2 separate regions of the Homo sapiens genome follow, and region 2 is linked to region 1. The links are chromatin contacts, found by Hi-C or POLR2A ChIA-PET in ENCODE. All regions are on one chromosome and are shown on one strand. Each heading gives the region's core, a stretch centred on a gene start or an enhancer-like site at or near the end of the contact. The rest is flanking DNA. Distances are from core to core; before and after follow the strand shown. Region 1 overlaps FBRSL1 (fibrosin like 1). Region 2 overlaps FBRSL1 (fibrosin like 1).

Region 1 (2,559 bases), core at 21-2,520:
CCTCCCCCAGCCTTGCGGCCACCACCCCTAGAATCCTGGCTTGTTACAAAGAAAGAAGGACAGGAACCTCTCACCCCTGGGAAGCCAGGGGGCCTGGAGGTTGGGGCATGTGGCTTTCTCCTCTCTGCTCGCCTCAACATCATCCCCCAGAAGTGTGGCTCCCATGGGGTCCGCCTCCACCTCCCTGCCCCGTCCAGCCACTGCCGGTGACCCAGGCTACGCAGTGACCATCCCAGCATCGGAAACAGGAAGGACTCCGAGAGAAACAGGAGGAATAGTGAAGGGGCCTGTGCAGGTGGGCAGGGAGGAGTCCAGACCAGCCTTTGGGCCTCCAGGGGGCACTGCGGCTCCCCAGAAAGGCCTCGGCACCTCCTTGGCCGTGCCCATCCCCCAGCAGTGCCAGCACCAAGTGCTCCCTTGGGCCAGGCTCCCAAATCTGGGCCCCTCACACAGCAAGGATGGGGATCCAGTGCTGCTCCATGCCAGCCATGAACCAGGCACTGAACACCCAGGCCTGCCACAGACCCCTGGGGTCTCTCCTGGGCCTGCACCATCCTCCTGGGAGGACTTCTGGACCCCTCATCTGAGGGGCTGCACTGTCTCTGGCACGCACGCGGGCCCTCTTCTTGGCTGGCGTCCCGGGTTTGAGTGGCCTCTTCGCCAGGTGGCCCACCTGTTAACTGCCCCCTCTGTGGTTGGGGCAGCAGGCCCCACCACGCCGCCAGGACTCTCCAGGGGCCAGGAAGGAGGCGGGTGCTGAGGCCTCCCAGGTGGGCAGAGGGAGGAGAAGCCAGCTTAGCCCGCAGTTTGACGGCCAACCCAAAAGGCAGACCCCAAAGCACAGCCCCCAAAGCCGGCCCTCGTCTCTAGGGTAACCACAGGTTGGAGCCCTTCTGGGGCTCTGCTGCCCTCCCCTTCACTGGGACCCAAACACTCTAGTGGGTTCCGCTCCACGTCCCAGGTTCGAACACAAGCTCCCCAGGGCCACAAGGGGGCGCCCCAGACACCAGCGAAGCCAAGAGGGCTGCAAGGAAGGGGAGGGTCTTCCGCACGGGCCGCGCGGCTGGGGCCATCCAGCACCCATTCTGGTCACGCCACAGTGGGCCCTACACTTAGCAGACGAGTTTGCTCAGGGAGGCTGAGAATGGGTGCTCCAGGGGTCCTCGGCCCTAGCAGAGGCCCCGGAGGCAGGTGGCCTCCACCTCACAGTGAGAACCTGAACACCTGGCCAGGTGCAGCCACGCCCATCCGGGAGGGCTGAGAGCAGAACAGGGGCCGGCCCTCTGGGGGCCTGGCCCAGGCTCCAACCCCTTCCTAGACCACACACAGCAGCTGCACCTTCTGGGGCTCGTTCCTCCACGCGGTCCCTCAGCTCTTTCCCTTCTAGGACAGGGCTTCTGGCAGTGGCCAGATGACCCAAATGGGGTGGCAGCCCCAGGGGCCACCAGACCCGCTTAACTTCTCGGCCATGGTCTGCAGGGACGTGACCCAGGCACGAGCAGCCGCCTCTGCCTCCTAGCCCGCGTGGGGTAGAGGATCACTCAAGCCCAGGGTACAGGTGGGAGGACTCCGGGTCCGCAGGCTCAGGGTCCCTGCGAAGAGGCAGCGGGGGCGCCCGGGCAAGCCTCAGCCCCCGCGAGGTGCACAATCCCGGCGGCGGGCGGAGGTCAGGGCGCGCTTTGTCTGCGAGGACCCGACCCGCGGAGCAGCCTCGGCCAGACACGCGGCGCAGCCTGGGCCAGCCGCGCCCCGCCCCAGACAAAGAACTCCAACTCGGGGCAGGTGAGCGCGGCGCCGGGAACCCGGGTGGCCGATTCCGCACCTGGGCGCAGACAAAGGCGCGCGCCACCCACAACGCTCGGCCCCGCCTCCACCCCCGGACCCCGGGTGCCCTGACCCGGGCCTGGGACCCTCGGCCGCGCCGCACCCCCGCCCGCCCGCCGCCACGTGCGCCCCCGGGAGGACGCGGTCTCCGCGCTTGGCTCCGGGAGAGGCGGTGTGGGCAGAAGGCCCGGAGATCTCGGGCGTCCCGCTCTTCTGGGGGGGCGGTCGCTCCCCCTCCCCTGTCCCCCCAAAGTCCCAATTCCCTCTCTGGAGTCCGCAGCGCGCACTCACCTCGCCGGCGCCCCAGGCAGTCGCCCCTAGTCCCGGGGCCGGAGCCGGGCTGCATGGACGCGGGCGTGGAGCGCGAGCCCCGGGTGGCCCTGGCCCGTCCAGGCGACCCCTCTCCCCGCGTGCCCTGCTCAGCCGGAGCTCGGGCCGGGGACGCGCATGTCCGCCGCGCCGGCTCTGCGCGCTCTGGGCGGCGCTCGGTGCGCTCTGGGCTCCCGGGCGGACGTCGGGCGCGGCGCGGGCCCCGAGGCGGCGGGCGCGGAGCTGGGCGCGCGGGAGGCGGGAGCGCGGGCGGGGCGGGGGCGGGGCGCGGGCAGACCCGACTAATCCAGCCCCGAGGCGCCGATCCACCCGCGCCCGCCGCCGGCCCGGGGTCCGAACGCGCTGCCTCCGATCACGGCCACCCGGGGAAAGGCGCGCAGCGCCGGCCTCACTGAGCGCTGTGTG
Region 2 (2,559 bases), core at 37-2,536, 37 kb after region 1:
CTGGTTCGCACCACCCCATCTGGCTGTACAGGGCTATGACCTCCAGGTCGAGCCTCAGTGCCACCCACTGTCCCCTGGCTGTGCCCACAGCACCTCCTTCGGTCGGCTCCATGCCAGAGCAAGCAGCGAGGTGGTGGTGGGACCTGCCTGACCCTGGCCATGGGCCCTTGGGCCACTGCTCGGCCTCCCCGTGCCTCAGTTTCATCACCTGCTGAAGGGAGCACCCATACTCCCTTCACCCCACCCCCACGCCCCACGCCCACCGCCACCACCCCTGACACCAGCCAACATGGGCGCCGATGCGTGCCAGGGCCTGGCCCGGGCGCTTTGCACACACTCACACATTTGCTCACACGGTGGCCCCGAGTAGAAACTATTTTCCTTTACATTTCACGGATGAGAAAACAGAGGCGCAGACAGGTTAAGTGACCATGCAGGGACCAGACCCCGAGCCCTGCATGTATTTACTTTTTTTACTTGGAAATAATTTCAAACCTGCACAAAGCTGAGGGAAGTGAGAGGCCAGAGCTCCTGCTGGCCAGCGCCCAGCAGGGACGCCCCTGCACAGCCAGCGCCCAGACTCACGTGGAAGCCCAGCGGTCTCCCTCTCTGGCCAACTTGGATCTGGAACAATTCTGCACCTTGTAGTGACACGCCCCAGCACATCTGGGCCCCCAGGCCTCGCATGCCAGGGCCCCTGGTGAGGTTCTTTACTTTGAGTCATCCAAGTCAGGAGCACGCCCCAGCCCGGGGAAACCCGTCCCAGGACTGGCTGGTGTGGCTCGCTGCAGCCATGAGCCTGGCTCCCTGCCGACCTTCGGCTCAGCCAGAGGCCCGCTCTGTGCACCTCCTGCAGCAACAGGCCTCCCTGGGTGGCTGACAGGGTGCACACAAGGCAGACGGTGCCAGTGCGAATTAAGGGATGTCACCCAGGCCCCTGAGGTCAAATGCCCCCGGCCCATGAGGTCCATCAAGCCGCACAGTAGCAGGCACCCACACTGGAGGAGGCCCTGGCCGGGCAGGGATGCAGCCCCGAGGAGTCTGAGCCTTACTGGGCGGGAGCCGGGGGCAGGGTGGTGGGCTAGTGACCTGCTCAGCTGCACAGTAGCCCTCACAGGCCCTGGCCAGGCTGCCCGGCTCTTCCTGGCACTGTGGCCTCGGGCAAGCGACTGGCCTGCCCCAGCCTCAGTTTCGGCATCTGTAACTGTAACATTCGGGAACCCTGGCAGGGCCCCTCGGTGCAATGAGGTTTAGGTGGAGGCACGGCCTGTGCAGCAGAGCCCGGGGCCGGCACCTTCCAGGCCACCAGGGGTCACTGTTGTCACCAGCTGGACTCTCACAACCTCTCCTTTCTCACCCCCGGAGCTGGCACCACGGTCCCAGCTGGGCAGCCCTGCCCACCGGGTCCCACACTTGCTGCCCTGCTGGGGCCATCAGGGGTTCTGTCCACCTCTGCAGGAAGCCACGTGTCCCACTCCTAGCGGTTCTCAACGCGGGGTCCCGGGAATGCATCATCGTCTCCCAGAGCCTGCAAGGAATGAGTTTCCAGCCCGCTCCAGGAACCGTGTATCACCGGCCCCCTGGGGAGTCTGACCATTGGCGATGGCCCCATGAGCCCTGCACTCACTTCTAGGGACAGAGGCTCAGGGCAGTACCTGGCAGCGATGGGAAAGGCTGCCACAGGGCTGCTGAGTATAGTGGTGCAGGCTGCTCACTGCCCAAGGACACCTGGCCGATGGGAAGGGAGGTGGGTCGGAAACACCCACACAGCTGAGCCGTGAGGAGTAGGGCACCTCTCTACACTTCACACCCACACAAAAGCCACCTCCGGTCAGGGCTGGGCGCAGATGGAACGCGTCACCCCCATGCCACAGAGGGGCTCGGTGGGCTGCCCTGCGTGTGCTCCTCCCAAACCCGGAGGCCCTGAAAGGTGGCCAGGCCGGTCGTGGGGTGGGGTCTCTTCCCCTTCCTCGGGTGGCCGGTTTTAGCTCTGAAAGTCCCACGTCTCGAAAAACCCTGTAGAACTGGGAATCTGTGTCCTGGTCACCCCACTCTGTCCCCAGGCAGGACCTCAAACAGCCAAGGTGGCTGCCCTCAGCCCAGCCGCTTCTCAGTGCTGCCAGCCACACCAGGGGCCGGGGAGGCCACACGTCCACTCCCAGCAGGAGCTGGAGGGACAAGATCACAGTCCCTGGATGACAAGTCCACGTCTGGGGCCAGAGGGGGCCCCTTTTGCCCTGGAGGGTGGGCAGGAGCTACTGCACCTGTGCCCACCCCAGCCTTGTGGTCTGCCCACCTATCTGTCCACCCGTCCAACCGATGCTTATGGAGCCCTGACGAGCCAGGTACCGTTCTGGGCAGTGAGCAGAGCCGACCCAAGCCCCTGCCCCCCCTAGAGTGACAAAGGAGTGACTGTTCCCAGTGCACACAGAAGGTGGCTCCGTCTGCCAGGCGGCAGGTGCGGGGGGAAAGGCAGCGCAGGCCGGGGAGGGCCCCGGACACAGCTCACTGACGGCACCAACGGCCCAGCACACACACTGCAGCCCTGAGTTGCCCTCC

The links. A loop is a pair of places that touch in the nucleus more often than their neighbours do. ChIA-PET counts read pairs that join two places held with the same protein, here RNA polymerase II (POLR2A). Pooled maps may share reads with other maps.
Region 2: a map of B cell shows a loop between it and region 1 (14-fold over the local background). The contact joins two enhancer-like sites. A Hi-C loop is called at or near these places in 8 of 168 maps with a recorded cell type or tissue (B cell, Calu3, MCF 10A and 5 more), 2 of 37 single-sample maps with no recorded cell type and 11 of 50 pooled maps. POLR2A ChIA-PET finds 5 or more read pairs at or near these places in 8 of 52 experiments (GM10248, H1, K562 and 5 more).

Annotation. Positions count from the first base shown.
Region 1 is chr12:132,559,787-132,562,345 of GRCh38, reverse strand. The region is part of intron 5 of FBRSL1 (fibrosin like 1); the gene reads right to left. Among named protein-coding and RNA genes, the nearest start is that of MIR6763, 21 kb to the left of the region's middle. RefSeq lists enhancers at 675-724, 855-1,194, 1,205-1,274 and silencers at 1,805-1,884, 2,155-2,454. Within about 2 kb of position 1,270, at least 7 of the 41 ENCODE cell types and tissues checked have a DNase peak (open chromatin) inside an H3K27ac peak, as active enhancers do.
Region 2 is chr12:132,522,763-132,525,321 of GRCh38, reverse strand. All of the region lies in intron 2 of FBRSL1 (fibrosin like 1), which reads right to left. Among named protein-coding and RNA genes, the nearest start is that of FBRSL1, 34 kb to the right of the region's middle. Within about 2 kb of position 1,286, at least 4 of the 41 ENCODE cell types and tissues checked have a DNase peak (open chromatin) inside an H3K27ac peak, as active enhancers do.